2 separate regions of the Homo sapiens genome follow, and region 2 is linked to region 1. Evidence: chromatin loops called from intact Hi-C (ENCODE). Cell type or tissue: IMR-90. All regions are shown on one strand. Each heading gives the region's core, and the rest is flanking DNA. Links, peaks and the distances in the headings are about the cores only. Region 1 has its middle 25 kb from the start of ROS1. Region 2 overlaps ROS1 (ROS proto-oncogene 1, receptor tyrosine kinase).

Evidence for each region. Peaks named below come from ENCODE experiments on the same cell type or tissue, not always from the same donor. Only the 100,000 strongest peaks of a DNase experiment are listed, where the experiment ranks them.
Region 2: a loop joins it to region 1, with 5 times the contacts of the local background. A loop is called at or near these places in 36 of 110 quality-filtered maps.

What each region holds. Positions count from the first base shown.
Region 1 is chr6:117,446,654-117,455,240 of GRCh38, forward strand. No RefSeq gene overlaps it. Among named protein-coding and RNA genes, the nearest start is that of ROS1, 25 kb to the left of the region's middle. In IMR-90, for the core only: CTCF peaks have their summits at 2,276 and 3,383 (motif pointing right); DNase peaks (open chromatin) are centred at 2,258 and 3,408; H3K27ac peaks cover 687 bases.
Region 2 is chr6:117,343,113-117,351,699 of GRCh38, forward strand. It overlaps ROS1 (ROS proto-oncogene 1, receptor tyrosine kinase), which reads right to left. Exons shown (of 44, transcript NM_001378902.1): 28 at 948-1,150. Among named protein-coding and RNA genes, the nearest start is that of ROS1, 79 kb to the right of the region's middle. In IMR-90, for the core only: a CTCF peak has its summit at 3,243 (motif pointing right); no DNase peak of the experiment used is centred there.

The sequences.
Region 1 (8,587 bases), core at 265-8,264:
CTAGAAATACAAGTTTGGCAATTTCCCTCACCTCCTTTGATCTTAGGTTAATTTTCTATTCTCCTGAGTTTTCTTCATTCTTCTGTGAAATTAAATTCAGCCGCCTGTCGAGCTCTCTGGATCCCTTGCAGGTGAGTTCTGCATGACTTCCTTCTGACCTGTGGAAGGAGGAACAAGGAATATTTCCAAATTTTGCACTGCCACCCCCTTCCCTCCCTGAGCGTTAGGCTAGACAGTAGTGGCCAGAAGCCCTTCTTGCTTCTCTCCTCCTGAAATTGATTCAGCCATTTAAGACTATGACTGTTCTCCCACACAGAAACTCCTCTCCAGAAATGCTTGGCCCAAACTCCCCTAACATTTGTAACTTCGTATAACTCTTTTGGTTCAAGTGCAACAAAAAATGAGTGGTACGGTGATGCCAATTTTGAGGTATCATAGTTAAGCCATGCTAAGTCACTTTAAAAACATTCCATTTTATTCCTCCCACAAAGTCACCCCCTCAGAGACTCTGGATGAGGGGAATACTGAGGGAGGAAAACATCCAGAAGAACAGAAAAAGGCAGTGATGTGGGACTTGAAAAATACTGCACAGAATTCTGTCTTCACCCCAAAGGCTGATTATTATAAATTAAACAGTTTGCCCACCTCAAGCAAGCATTCAACAGGCACATCCTATGTGCCAGTACTGTGATAACCAGCACCTTAGAGGCACTGGCATCCTGGCTTATGAAGCCCAAGGAAGGTAAAGAAGAGATGATTTTCCAGGCATGGTGGCTCACGCCTGTAATCTCAGCACTTTGGAAGGCTAAGGCAGCAGGATCACTTGAGCCCAGTAGTTCAAAGCCAGCCTGGCCAACATGGCAAAACCTCATCTGAACAGAATATTTAAAAAACTAGTCTGTCATGGTGGGTGCATGCTTGTAGTCCTAGCTACTTGGGAAGCTTAGGTGGGAGGAACGTTTGAGTCCAAGAGGTTGAGACTGCAGTGAGCCATGATCGCACCACTGGACTCCAGTCTGGGTGACAGAGGGAGACCATGTATCAAAAAAATAAAAATAAAAAATTTAAATAAGAAGAGATGATTTGATGATACAGAGAAAAATAGGAATGATCTAAAAGAAAGCAACTGAAATGGCTTGCTGCTCAAACTTAAAGCCTTTGCTAAATGCCCATGCTTTGGAGCACTAGAGAATGCCTGCTTTAAATATAGGACAAGAGAGGTGCTGTGCATCATGAAATAAAATGATGCCTAACGGCTAACTGGAAGAAAACAAAGATGAAGGAAGAACAAGTGGTCTAAGAAGAAAGGAGCAAGTCCTTCAGAAAGAAGGTTCTTGAAAACATCACATCCTGTCCCTCATCCCACCTCAGGAGCTGCTTGCGATCCAGGACGCCTGAAACCCTGCCTTTCCAGGGAGATTAGGGTAGAAAGCTCTCCCAGTAACAATCTGCTGATTTGAATTTCTGATGAATAGCAGCTCTGTGGAATTTATCAACATAGCCAGACCAGAGCCACTCTCCAAGGGACAAAGAGCCAGCATCGCCTGAGAGGAGAAGCTTTCTCTCCTTCACCCAGACTCAGCACTTGGTCTGTACCTGGCAAAAACAGGAAACAACAGCAATAATAGGAAAAGGAGAGTGTGCACGCACAACAGTCACAGTAATCCTGCCTTGGAAGGCCAACCAGATCGCTCAAGATCCCCACTCCTTTAATCCTTAATGCTCAATTCAGTGAGCACAATTATGAAATCTGTTTTACAGACGAGGAAACTGACGCTTGATTGATTGAGCCAGAGGTAAAACCCAGATGTGTCTGACACTACATCTCCAAATCTCTATATAGCCAAACATTGCATCTGAAATTCATGGCTTCCTTACTCTCTTAAATCATTTCCAAGTTAATTGATTCTATAGTCTATAGACCTGAAAGTAATTAATCATGGAAATGTTGAGGAATAAACTAGTTTTTCATATACTGCCTTTCTACTCATCATCCCTTTTGCTGACAGTCTGCTGCAATGAAAACATGACACCAAGGATCTATTTACTTTATTTTTAAACAGCTTTATTGTGATATAATTCATATACCATACAGTTCACCTATTTAAAGCGTGCTATTCAGAGGCTTTTAGTATATTTACAGTTGTGCAACCAGCACTGCTATCGAATTCCAGAGCATTTTCATCACCCAAAAAAAAAGAAACCCCGACCCATTAACAGCCGCTCCTCATTCCCCCTCCCGACAGTCCCTGGTAACCACTAATCTACTTTGTCTTTACTGCCAACTCTGGACATTTCATATAAATGAATCATACAATATGTGGTCTTTTGTGTCTGGCTTCTTTACTTAGCACAATGTCTTCAGGGTTTATCCAGGTTGTAGCGTGTGTCAGTACTTCATTCCATTTTATTTCTGAATAATACTCTATTATATGAATATGCCACATTTTCTTCACCCACTTAGCAGTTGACAAACATTTGGATTGTTCTCACTTTTTGACTATAATAAATAATATTGCTAATAACATTAGATCCATTCACTTTTAATTCATCAGACTTTCCTTTTACCCTAAGGGTTACTGTGAGCTCCCATAAGTCTGTAACAAATTGCTAGAAGCAAAAAAGGCTAAAATCCCTGGGCAAAAGAGCCATATGTGTGTCATATGTAGAAACTCTGCCCAGTTTACCAACAACTTTCCCATTTTTAGCCTTAAAGTCCTGGGAAAACTTTGTCCCAGGAAAAATGGAACAGTTGATCATCCTAGACTGGAATTTAGCTCAGAAGACAATTCTAGAAAGTCTATTTCCTGGGATGTTTTTTGGTTTCTGGTAAAGGTATGGTTATATTTAAAGAAACTGACTTATGCAGTAACCATCATTTTCCATACTTTCATTTAACAGGAAACAATTATTTTTAATTTTTAGTGAACAATGCCTAACATTTTCATATATACTCATTTTAGAGTTACAATCGATGAGGCTATTTGCCTTGCATATTTTTTAAGTGGAATACTAGTTACATATTCAAAGGCCTTGTTGGGACCGGGCACAGTGCCTCACACCTGTAATTCCAACATTTGGGAGGCTGGGGTGGGTGGATCGCTTGAGCCCAAGAATTTCAGACCAGTCCAGCCAACACGGCAAAACCCCCATCTCTACAAAAAATACAAAAATTAGCTGGGGTTGTGGCACGGGCCTGTAGCCCCAGCTTCTTGGGAGGCTGAGATGACAGGATCACTTGAGCCCAGAAGGCAGAGTTTGCACTAAGCAGAGATGGCACCACTTCACTCCAGCCTGGGTGACGGAAGCAAGACCCTGTCTCAAAGAAAGAAAAAAAAAATGAAAAAAAGCCTTGCTAGAAGCTGAAAAACTTATGTCCACAGGGTGGCGGTGTAACACTCTACAAACTCGGAATTGAAGTAAAAGCTAAATTAACCAAACTTCATCTTTTATTTGAACTATGCGATTTTATGGGAAAATGGGTAAGACCAACCAACTACTTGTGAAACCAGTTGCTTTATTTTATATTGATAAACAGCCACTTATGGCTAACTATTGATATATCTGAACCACAGGGTAAAGACAAGAAATACAAATTGGATGCCTTTTTCGGAGCTTGTTTTTAAAAATGCTTTTGACAGAATTATAGAATCATAGAAACCTTAGAAATCACACAACTCAGTATTTTCAGACATTTTCTCACCAAAAAAAAACAAAAAAAAAAACACAGGTCATGTTTTCTAGTGCTATATATGCCTGTGACATTTAATAGAATGCAACTTCACCTCTTTCCCTTCACTTAAGAAAGAATATTGAAATTCACATGAGTGACTTTAAGGGGCATTATAAGGGTAATCTCAAATCTTTATTTTTAAATTAACTACTCCCTGGCTTCAATCCTTGATTTTTAGAAATAAATTACTTGTATATGGTTTCCGGTCAATCCCAACACATGAGTGTGTGAAAGTCCTTAAAGTGAGGAAGTATGATCGTAGCACAACCTCTCATCAAATGCTGGACCCACTCTGACAGCATCCTTAGCAGATATCTACCCTCAGGGAAATGGACACGAAAACAATGACCTTTAATGTGCATTGGCTCCATTAGCATAAACCCAGTGTTTGCAAGCCTGACATTTATTTTGCATATTTTTTTCTTCTAGATTCTTTTTTCCTTTCTTCTAGACTCCTTTTTCCCTCCTGGGGAAATGTATACCTTTTCTAGCAAACAGCAACAGACTTGGAATTTAGAAGTTATTTTAGTTTGTTCATGTGATTAAAGGTAAGGGAAAATGTATGCACCAGCCACTTACATGATTAAAAAACAACACTGAAATATCTGAGAAAAACAGCTTCTCTGTTATGGTTTGTAACTGGCACCCCAGGCCAGCTTTCACCTTCTGTTAATAATGAGGCACTATAGGCTCAACAGCTGAGCAAAGATAATTTAGCAAAAGAAAGATAAACACAAACTAAATTTGAACTCAGTGATATATATTTGTATTTTCTAACCTTTCTGTGTCAAATCATGATGTCCATGGAATAAAAAGCAATTTGATCTCTCAGGGCTATTTCTGCTGTTATCTGTTTTCTTCTAGGAGTCTTCAGTTCAATCTTAGTGGTGTTTCTTTCAGCCACGTTGATTCAGACATTTATGATGGCATTGCTGATATGCAAACATGTAGGCAAACATGTAGGCAATGAAAATCTAATCTAGGAGAGACTAAGATAGCACATGTTTAAATTATCTACCCTGTTCTATGAACTTTTGTTTTGACAATCTAAATGCCTACTTCTGTGACTCTTCTAAACAAAACTACTGGATAATAACAATTAGATTGATCTGAGTTGTTTTCATTTGTTTTTAATATTAACAAGTGCCCTCCAGGACTGCAATACTTTTGCTGCAGAGGATCTTTGAGGCATAAAATATATACCTAGGAGTGTGAAAACTCCCGTATTAGTCTGAGTTAAATAATCCTTTCTCTAAATAGTATTGCCTGATATGTGTGAAGTGATCCTTTGCTAATTAGTTAATACAATTACTCTCTTTTCCCACGAGGCCAGGGACTTCCCACTTGGAGAGTTTCTCAATAGATCCTGAAGTTTACATAACAACATCCTGTTTGGTAGAATAGGCGATACAAGCACTCTTCTGAGATGAACGATGCTTTTGAAAACTAAATCTTCAATGTTTCTTTTTGGGATGGTTGCTCAACTTTGTAACAGATTTCAAAGGCCCATGAAGGCAACTTGTCTGTTGTTGGTTGCTCCGGCATGCAAAACCAGCTTTCTGAGCTCATTAAGGTTTGTCCATAGGAACTTCCCCTGGAGCTGCCTATGCTGACGTCTGAAAATCTGAGTTACTATTTTTGAGGTCCTGAAGTTCAAACTAGAACTACCTGAGGGTGGTAATCATAATAGCTTCCACTTACTGAACTCCTTACTACCAAAGCTAGCTGTCTAATCCTTGTGGTTTTTATCCACAGGTGCAAATGAAGAAACAAACTGGAAAGCTCAGTGACCTACTCAGTGCAGAGCAAGGTTTGAACCTGGGCCTGATACTTACCTTGACCTTTTTCCACTGAACCATCCTGCTGTCCTGGGGCTCTTTACACAAGGGAGGACAGAGGCTTGTATGGGAAATACCTATATAGCTAACCCAAGAAGCAGTAAGGCAGTGACATGAGTCCTAATGCAAGTTAGAAAGCTGGACAGCTGTGGCCCCTGCCCTAGGACTACTGAGACAGAACACTTGACCTCCATCAAAGTGTCATCAGTGGTTTTTTATTATAGATATCTCTGACTCTTATCCTTTCCTAAACTTGCCTCATTTCAAGGCTTTTTCTGCTTTACTCATTTTTATGTTGTTTGGAATTTCCATATATCTATTACCTTTGTAATTTTTAAGGCAATGAAGATACTTTTTTTTTTTTTTGAGACAGTCTCACTCTGTCACCCAGGCTGGAGAGAAGTGATGCCATCTCAGCTCACTGCAACCTCCACCTCCCAGGCTCAAGTGATCCTTCTGTCTCAGCCTCCTGAGTAGCTGGGACTACAGGTGCGTGCTACCACACCTGGCTGATTTTTGGTGCTTTTTTTTTTTTTTCTGTAGAGACAGGGTTTTGCCATGTTGCCCAGGCTGGTCTTGAACTTCTGAGCTTAAGCAATCCTCCTGCCTTGACCTCCCAAAGTGCTGAGATTGCAGGCATGAACCACCTGTGCCCGGCGGAAGATACAGTTTTAAAGTTTTGCAAAAATGTTGTCCAAAACTAACATTATAGAGGTATTTGATAGTTTTAAGTGTAGTGTGTGATACAAAGTACTGAGATAATTTATAATTATAATAATAATTATTATTATCTGAGACAGAGTCTCAATCTGTCACCCAGACTGGAGTGGGATGGTATAATCATGGCTCACTTCAGCCTTGACCTCATGGGCTCAAGCAATCCTCCAGCCTCAGCCTCCCAGGTAGCTGAGACTACAGGTGTATGCCACCACACCCGGCTACTTTTTTTATTTGTTGTAGAGACAGGGTCTCACTATGTTGCCCAGGCTGCCCTTGAACTCCCGAGCTCAAGCAATCCTCCCACCCCGGCCTCCCAAAATGCTGGAATTATAGGCATGAGCCACCACACCCAGCAATGAGAGAAATTATGAAATTGAATCACGGCTTTCTGAGCAGTTTGAAGTGAAGATGGGAATCAGCACATTGTGGTCCAAATATCCCTCCCACCATCACCTGTCTTACCTGTAATAGACATTGTTAGGTTTCCTAACAATGATTGAAGCAGGTATGGTGAACAAAGGACTGCTGGTTACACATGCTCTGGCAGCAAGTGTCTGTGCCTCACCCACCCCAGCCCCCTCCTTGAGCCTAACACTAAGGTGATTTAGTTATATAGAGGATGACACTCAAGTCTGTTGCACGCATTAGTTAAAACTAAGAACAGATAAAAGTTCAATAACTCATTTTTTAGGACTCTAAAATGGTCCCATGTCAAAACAACTGTCAAATTATCATATATTCCTGCCACTCACTATGTGACTTTGGGCAAGTCACTTAACATCTCTGCTATCATTTCCTCATCCAAAAATGAAAGGGTTGGAATGTATAATGGTGCATTCTCTTCTAGAATTAACATTCTAGAATTTTAATGTGTACTTTCAAAATTTCCATGGGTCCTCAGGTTGATTGAGAGAATCAGCCCCAGAATGATCGCCAGCATAAAACAATCTATGGTAAGGCCAGCTCTGTACAGCTACCACTCCACACCATCTCTCACTTCCCACTCCTGTTTTCTCACCCCACATTGCAGCAGTTTCCTTCTCTTCTGTCCACCCTTCCTCAATTCCAGCACTCCTTCCTATGCTAGAATCAACTAGACCAAATATTTAGATATGGATTTATCTTGGCTTACCAACATTGACTGATTTTACATTAGAACAAAATATCATTAACCATCGTGCAAACACAATGGTTGCACAAAATAAGGAAAAGCCTTGTGTACTTCTGAAAATGTGTTTTTACCTCACTGAAATACCTGTAGGCTGGGCATGGTGGCTTACACCTGTAATCCCAGCACTTTGGGAGGCCGAGGTGGGAGGTTCACTTGCATCCAGAAATTTGAGACCAGCCTGGGCAACATAATGAGACCTTGTCTCTACAAAACATCAAAAATTTGCCTGGGTGTGATGGCTCATACCTGTAATCCCAACACTTTGGGAGGCCAAGGCAGGTGGATTGCTTGATCCCAGGAGTTCAAGACCAGCCTGGGCAACATGAAGAAACCCTGTCTCTACAAAATATACAAAAAATTAGCTGGGTGTGGTGGTGCATGCCAGTAGTCCCAGATCACCCGAGCCCAGGAGGTGGGGGCTGCAGTGAGCTATGATTACACCACTGCATGCCCGAATGGGCAACAGAGTGATACCTTGTTTCGAAAAATAAAAGGAAGAAAGAAATACCTGTAAAAGTGACCTCAGAACTGTACTACACTGTAGAATTACAAAGGCTTTCAAGTATAATATTTTAATATTCCTGATGAGTTTGAGAAGTAGGTTTCATTATCTCTCTCTGATAGATGAGGAATCCAACACTGAAAAAAATAATTTGATCAAGAACTCACAGTTAATAACTATGTATGCAAATCTATTAAATTGAGATCCTCCAGGGTAAGGCCATGAAATACAAATTTCTATCTCTAATTTTAATTTCCAAGATAATTTACTTTGGCTTGTATAAATCAACTTTATGACTTTTTTCTTGAGAAATATTACCCCAAAATATCCACTCCAAGAATTATAACTAGGCTGTTGATGTTTACCTTCTTGGAGATGCCATTGGTGTTTTATGTAATGTTTTGTTTTGTTTTAAAATCCTCTTACATGCCATACCAGAGAAGGTGTTTAAAAAGTATTTTTTAAAAGAAGGCGTGGGTAGAAAGATGGATGGATGGATGGATGGACGGATGGACGGATGGATGGACAGTTGGATGCACAAATTAAACATCAAATGAATGAATGAACTTGGAATCATTTGTCTTTTCAATTATTGATGAGAAAATATTGCAACATTTTTATTA
Region 2 (8,587 bases), core at 89-8,088, 100 kb before region 1:
CCGCCAAGGTTGAGAACCACTGTCTTAGACCACTGTTAATCAATGAGAAGACAATAAGATAGATTAAATTTAATAACAGACATGACCAGTGCTGCCAAGTCCAATCTTGGCCAGCCAAATGATCTATCTGAAATTACTTATTTTAGAAATGTGTAAAAAGGGTTAATTAGACAAAATTAAGGAAGGAATGAAAAATCACATACACTTTATGGGAAAACATATAGTGTTTAACATCCAACAGTTAGTCAATTTCACCTTTTGAACAGGCTAAATAAAGCCAAGCACAAAGCAAAATATTGGATATATGTGATTCCATCACTAAGACAACTGAAATACTAATGAATACATTTCATCATTTCAATGATTGAATGAATAGTGCCAATTCATTCAAGAAATAGTTAGTGAATGCCTACACAGTGCCACTAACTGTGCTAGGTGCTAGGCATACAATGATGACTAAAAACAGTATCTGCATAGCAGTATATTTCTCTGCACATAGGAAACAAAAGACAAAATATAATGTACAATTTTTATATTAGATAAATGCTGTGGAGAAGAGGTATAAGGCAATGTTCTTTCCGTCCAGTTCATTTCTTACTCTTCAATCTTCAGTCTGCTCCATAGGCTGCAAAAATAATTCTCTATCATTCTCTCTGAGGATAATTAGATAATCAGGGAGGGGAATAAACCCAATTCTTTCTGGACACTCAGAAAACGGTTACCATGGCAATCCATCAATGGGCAAGAGTTGATATACTTCCTTGAAGCTTAACTTACTCCCAGTCAAGAAAACTAGAACACAATATGTTTTGATGAATCATTAGCTGTAAAAAAGTTGCGTACTAGTCCATTTCAGAACATATAGGAAATACTTTACTATGGCTCATAATTTTATATCAAAAAAGAACATCTTGTGAAAAGACAAAGACCACTAGTTCCAATCTTACCAGAATTCTATATTTCAAGTCAGAGCTGTTTTTCCTGTCATTAACTTCTGCATAATAAACCAGGTATGTTGGAGTAGGGCTGGTGATGCCATACCATGTGAGGTTTGTCTTGGCCAGAGGTAATCTGATTGTGAGGCTAGTGTTAGTGGCATTAAGTATAGTTGGTTCCACAGTGTCTGAAGCTAGAGACAGAAACGCTTTATCTAAAATAAGAAGAAACCAAAAGATTAAATATCTATACTATATATATGAGAGGAAAAGCAGATTTTTAACAAGAATAATATCAAAGCTTAGAAAGAAATTTGTAGAGCATACATAACTTTTGCTTGAAAACATAAATATGAAAATGATTTGAAATAATATTCTCTTTGAAGAAACAAAAATGGCTGCAGCTTGATACTGTGTGTAGTATGTGTAGTATGTACTGCTACAGTCTACCCAATGTCCTCTCCTTTTCTTCAAGTTCATATATATCTGATATTGTTCAGGGCAGTATGCTGGGAGGAAAAACTGTTTCTGAAGTTTGATTGCAGCCCAGACAATCATGTGACACGGTCTGGTTAGTCAGATGTGCTTATCACTGTGGCGCACCTCTGTCCTTCACCCTCCCCCAACCCAGGAGGCGGACACTATGCAAGAGGGGCGGCAGCCATCTTGTGAGAATTGAATAAAGGACTCACTAAGGATGTTTGGGGAAAGATCAAGTCCAGGTGATTGATGGCATTGTGGAGCTCCCTGGCCACCGCTTACAACCAAACACCTTGCACGCTGCACAACTCCAGGGAGCCCCAGTCACAGAGACTACAATGGAAATGGTCTGTTCTAGACCAGTGCAGTAGCGCAACCATACCGCAGGCTTAAGCCTCGAAAAATCGCAGATCTGTCACTTGCAGCTGAACACAACTTCTTGACCTATTCACTCTCAGTCTTTATGTAAAACATCACCTAAAAATGTAGCATAATTACATAATATGCAAATAACTCCAAATATGATTTTAATATGAAATCTAACAATCTTACACCAGTTAGCCAACTCTTTAACTCATTGTGCGTGGCACTGTGCAATCTGGCTCCTGCCCGCATATCCAGTCTCTGCTATGCAAAGCCATCCTTCACTCTAACCACAGTACACTATCTACACACTGCAGGACTTCTACCCCTCCAACCCTTCACATAGGTAGTCTCTTCAGGTTGGAATGATCTTCCCCATCTGCCTAACCTTACTTAAGCCTCAATTCATGCATCATTTTTCCTGGGAAGCCCTTTCTGCCTTCCTATTCCAGGTGAAGGACATCTCCTCTCTGTCCTCACTCCACTTCACGTGTTCTTCTACCAGTGCACTAGCCACATGTGATTTTGGTTTTGGTTTTCTTTTGCTGCTTTCTTTTCTTCATCTAGCACTAGAATGTAACTATCTTTGGCTGAGACTGTGCTTGAATTATCTTTGTTCCACCAGAGCCCCAGGAGGGTGCCTGACATATATTAGGTATTTAGTATGTGTTGTCGATCCTTATGAATTCATATTAGCCACATATAAAATACAACCTTTGCATTCAGCAAGTAAGAAAATTAGGGGGTAAATGTCTAAGTGACAAAAACTTGATGAAGCCAGCTCCTTCACTTGCTAACTTTTTTGTCTTGGGAAGGTTACTCCAGCTCTTCTGTAAACAGAGACAATGGCCTGCTTTACAGATATTTATATATCACTCTATCCCTAGCACATGGTAAGAACATTAAATAAATGTTAGCTATTACTATCATCATTACTGAGACTAAAATGAAAAGTTAGAGAAAATAATGCTGGTCTGGTCTGGGAATTCCAAATATGAATTCCAAAATGCAGGAAAAAATGTTTAAAATTAGAAGTACATCGAAAATCTCCAACAACAGTGTCAAGGGCACTGTGAACCTAAGTTTGAGGACATTTGGAAAGTATGGGGGTTTAGAGATGGATAACCTTACTAAAGTTACAAGATGAACCACTCTTCAGTTCAACCAATATTTATCCAATATATTCAGTTTGTACTGATTTCTGATCTGAACAGAGAATGGGATACACATGTGAGCAATCAGAGCAATTATCTAATTCAAAAGTCATTGGTAATTTTGTCGTTCTTTTATTTAATTGATATAATATGACATGTTGAAGTGTCAGAAACATTATTCAGGACAGAAAGACAGGTTTTTCCCTTACATTTTTTTTTTTATCCCATACATTTTGAAGATAATTGAATACCTTCAGAAAAAAAGGACCAAGATAACTTGTAATTGCTTAAAATTTCCAGCAGATGGAGGTAAAGTATTCTTAATAATGTACCTAGAAACTAGCAACATAAAATAGACTCCATTTTTTAAAGAAAATAATGAGTATTAATCATACTCTTAATGAGTTCCAGTTTAAAAAAAAAACTCATGCCACTCTTGGGACTTCATTTTGGAGCGTGTTTGTGTATGTGGCTGGGAGGAGGATATGTGTGTGTGTCGTTCAACTTCAGATACTGCATGGACGTCTTTTTTTTTTGGTAAGACTTTATTTTTTAGTCAGTTTTAGATTCACAGCAAAATTGAGAGGAATGTACCAAGATTTCCCAGATACTCCTTTTCTCCACACATGCATAACTTTCCCCCATTATCAATACCCCTACCAAAGTAGTACATTTGTTACAATCAATGAGCCTACAATGACATCATTATTACCCAAAGTCTATAGTTTACATTAGAGTTCAGTTTTGTATTGTACATTTTACGGGTTTGGACAAATGTGTAATGAGCTGTATCCACCATTATAGTATCACATAGAATAGTTCCACTGCCTTCAAAGTCCTCTCTGCTCTGTCTATTCGCCACTTCTTCCCCCAGCCTTCTCGCAACTAGTGATCTTATTACTGTCTACATAGTTTTTTACTTTCCCAGAATGTCATATAGTTGATATCAGCCTTCCCCAACTTTGTTCTTCTCCTTCAATACTGTGATAGCTACCTATTCTAGGTCTTTTGCCTCTCCATATAAACTTTAGAATCAGTTTGTTAATATCTACAAAATAACTTTAGCTGGGATTTTCATTGGGATTTTATTGAATCTATAGATAAGTTGAGAAGAAATGACATCTTGACAATATTGAGTCTTCCTATCTATGACATGGAATATCTCTATACTTATTTAGCACTTTGATTTCTTTCATCAGGGTTTTATAGTTTTTCTCATATAGATTTTTGTGCATATGCTGTTAGATTTATACCTAAGTATTTCATTTTCTGTGGGTGTTAATGTAAATGATACTGTGTGTTTAATTTCTAATTCCACTTGTCCATTGCTGGTATACAGGAAAGTGATTGAGTTTAGTATATTAACCTCGTGTCCTGCAAACTTGCTATAATCACTTATGAGTTCCAGGAGTCTTTTTGTCAATTCTTTCAGATTTTCTACATAGATGATCATGTCATCTGTGAACAAAGACAGCGTTATTTCTTCATTCCCAATCAGTATACCTTTTCTTGTATTGTATACCTTTTCTTGTATTGTTGCATGCTGTGACTTCCACTGCAGTGTTGAAAAGAAATTGGGAGAGGGAACATCCTTACCTTGTTTCTGATTTAGTGAGAAAGCCTCTAATTTCTCACTATTAAGTAATGATGTTAACAACAAGTTTTTTTATACATGTTCTTTCTCAAGGAAGTTACCCCTATTCTTAGTTTGCTGAGGATTTTTCATCCTGAATCCGTGTTGAATTTTGTCAAAAGCATTTTCTGCATCTATCAATGTGACCGCCTGATTTTTCCTCTTTAGTCTGTTGATATAGTGGACTACATTAATTGATTTTCAAATGTTGACTCAAACTTGCATAGCTGGGATAAATCCCACTTGACTGTGATATAAAACTATTTTAATATATTGCTCGATTTGATTTGCTAATATTTTGTTCAGGACTTTTGCAATTCTTGCAATATTCAAGAGAGACACCGGTCTAAAATTTTCTTTTCTTGTAATATATTTGTCTAGTTTTGGTTTTAGGGTAATTCTGGCCTAGAATAAACTCATTCATTGGCCTAATTGGAAGTAGGCCCTCTGGTTCAATTTTCTGAAAGACATTGTAGAGATGGTATAATTTTCCCATAAATGTTTGATAGAATGCATCATTGAATCCATCTGGCCCAGGTGCTTTCTATTTCAGAAGGCTATTAATTATTGATTCCACTTATTTAATAGATGTGGACATATTCAGATTGTCTATTTCTTCTTCTGTGAGTTTTGGCATATTGTGTCTTTAAAAGAATTGGTCCATTTCATCTAGGTTATTAAATTTGTGAGCATAGAGTTGTTAATAGTATTCCTTGATTATCCTTTTAATCTCCATGGGTTCTACAGAGATGTCCCCGCCTTCATTTCTACTATTAGCAATTTGCATCCACTCTCTTTTTTTCTTAGCCTGGCTAGAGGCTTATCAATTTTATTTATCTTTTCAAAGAACCAGTTTTTGGCTTCATTGATTTTTCTCTATTGATTTCCTGTTTCAATTTCATTGATTTCTACTATACTTCCTTTTTATTTTTTCTTTTGTTTTAGTTTTGTTTCTTATTATTATTTGGGACTTAATTTACTCTTCTTTTTCTAGTTTCCTAAAGTAAAAGCTTAAATAATTTTAGATCTATTTTTTTAATACATGCAGTCAGTGCTGTAAACTTCCCTCTAAGCACTGATTTTACTGATTCCCGTAAGTTTTGATGTTTTGTTTTCATTTTTAGTTCAAAATATTTTTAATTTGAGATTTCTTCTTTTACCCATTTGTTATTTAGAAATACGTTGTTTAATCTCCAAGTGTTCTGAGATTTTCCAGCTATCTTTCAGTTATTGAGTTCTAGTTAAATGGCATTGTAGTCTGAGGACAGATATTGTATGATTTCTATTCTTTTAAATTTGTTGAAGTGTATTTTATGTTCTGTCTTGGTGAATGTTCCATGTGAGCTTGAGAAGAATGTTTATTCTGCTGTTGTTGGAAAAATTATTAATAGTAGATAGATGTCCATTACAGCCAATTAATTGATGGTGTTATTGAGTTCATCAGTATATCCTTAGTGATTTTTTTTCTGCTGGATTTGCCCATTTCTGATAGATGTCGTGAAGTCTTCAATGGTGATAGTGGCTTCATCTGTTTCTTGCAGTTCTATCAGTTGTTGCCTCATGTATTTTGATGCTCTGTTGTTAGAGATATATGCATTAAGGATTATTACATCTTCTTGGAGAACTGATCCCTTTATCATTATGTAATGTCCCTCTTTATCCCTTATAACTTTCCTTGCTCTGAAGTCTGCTGTCTGAAATTGTTTCTTCTTTCATTTGATTAGCGATAGCATGATATACTATCTCCATCCCTTTACTTTTGATCTATATGATGTGTCTTTATATTTAAAGTGGGTTTCTTATAGACAATGTATAGTTGAGTCTGTTTGTTGATCCACTCAAACAACTTCTGTCTTTTAGTTGGTGTATTTAGACCACTGATGTTCAAAGTGACTACTAATATAGTTAAATTAAGATCTACCATATTTGTTATTATTTTTCATTTGTTGCCCTTGTTCTTTGTTCCTACTTTTGTCTTCCACTTTTTTTCTGACTTTTGTGGTTTTATTTGAGCATTCTAAATGATTCTATTTACTCTCCTTTCTTGGGAATCAGTTATACTTTTCTAAAAATATTTTTCAGTGATTTGCCCTTGAATTTGCAATGTATATTTACAACTAATCCAAGTCCACCTTCAAACAACACTATACCACTTCACAGGTTTGCAGTACCTTATAATAACAAAATACTCCCAAGTCCTCTTTTCTATCCCTTGTGTCACTGCTGTGATTCATTTTGCTTAATATAAATATAAATATACACATATATATATGCACACATACATACATAAGTGGATATAATTGAATATGTTATTGCTATTACTATTTTGAACAAACTATTATCCATTAGGTCAGTTAAGAAAAAGAAAAACTTTTACTTTACTTTCACTTATTTATTCTCTAATGCTCTTCCTTTCTTTATGTAGATCTGCATTTCTGATCTATATCATTTTTCTTCTTTCTAAAGAACTTCTTTTAACATTTCTTCCAAAGCAGGTCTACTGATAACAAATTCTCTCAATTTTTGTCTGAGAATGTCTTTATTGCTCCTTCTCTTTTGAAGGATAATTTCACAGGGTATGGAATTCTAGGTTAGTGTTTTTTTCTCTCAACATTTTAAATATTTTACTTTTCTCTCTTCTTGCTTATATAGTTTCTGAGGAGAAGTTGGATATAATTCTTATCTTTGTTCCTCTATAGGTTAAGTATTTTTTCCTCTGGCTTCTTTCAGAATTTTTTTTCTTTATCTTTGGTTTTCTGCAGTTTGAATATGATAGGCCTAGTGTAGATTTTGGCATTTATCCTTCTTGGTATTCTTTGAGCTTCCCATACCTGTAGTTTGGTATCTGACATTAATTTGGGGAAATTATCAGTCATTATTTTTCAAATATTTCCTCCAAATATTTCTTCTGTTCCTTTCTCTCTTCTTTTTCTAGTATTCATATTATACCTATCTTACACCTTGTGTAGTTTCCCCACAGTTCTTGAATATTCTGTTTCGGTTTTTTTCCTTTTTTTTTTTTTTTTTACCTTTATAGTTTTGCAGGTTTCTACTGAGATATTTTCAAGCTCAGAGATTCCTTCCTCAGCCACATCCAGTCTACTATTAAGCCCATCAAACATTCCTCACATGTTACAGTGTTTTTATCTCTAACATTTCTTTTTTTTCCTCAAATATCCATATCTTTGCTCACATTGACCATCTGTTCTTGTATACTGACTACTTTATCCATTAGAGCCCCTAGCATATTAATCATAGTTGTTTTAAATTCTCAGTCTGATAATTCTAACATCCCTGCCATATTTAAATGATTGTGATAGTTCCTCTATCTCTTCAATCTGTGTTTTATGCCTTTTAGTATGCCTTGTAATTTTTTCTTGATAGCTGAATATGCTGTACTGGGTGAAAGCAACTGCTGTAAATGGGCCTTTAGTAATGCGGTGGTAAGGTGTAGGGGAAGGGGAGGCATTTTATAGTCTTAGATTAGATCTCAGTTAACTTCAAGTGGGTTTTTGCTTTGCTTTTCGACTGTGAACTTCACAGGTTCTTTTCAGTCCCCCCACCCCACTTAGGTGGGACACGACGGCTGGAGTGGGCTGGGGTTGGGCACTTCTCTTTACCCAGGTCAATTAAGCTCTGATAAAACCCGAGCAGGTCCAGCTGTGATTAGTGTATCTTGAATGCAGCCCTTGTTAAGAAGAACAGAATGCTCTGGTGCCTTTCAAAATTTTTCCTTTTCCCTTCTCTCTGTGGGAAGCACAAGGAGATTCTCTAAGAAAAAAACCAGTTAAAGCTCCTGGAGGTAAAACTTATAAAATGAAGCCCTCCTATGACAGGATGCCCCTCGAGTTTCTAACTCTCAGAGTTACCCACACTGAGCCTCAAGCAATTCATCAATTACAGTTTGGATTTTTCTACCACTAACACTGCTTTCTAAAAAGATTTCAGCTCATGGGTTTTTGCTCTGGTAAATTGTAATTCTCTGTATTTACCAATCTGTCTTTCCAACTGGGGACAGCAGT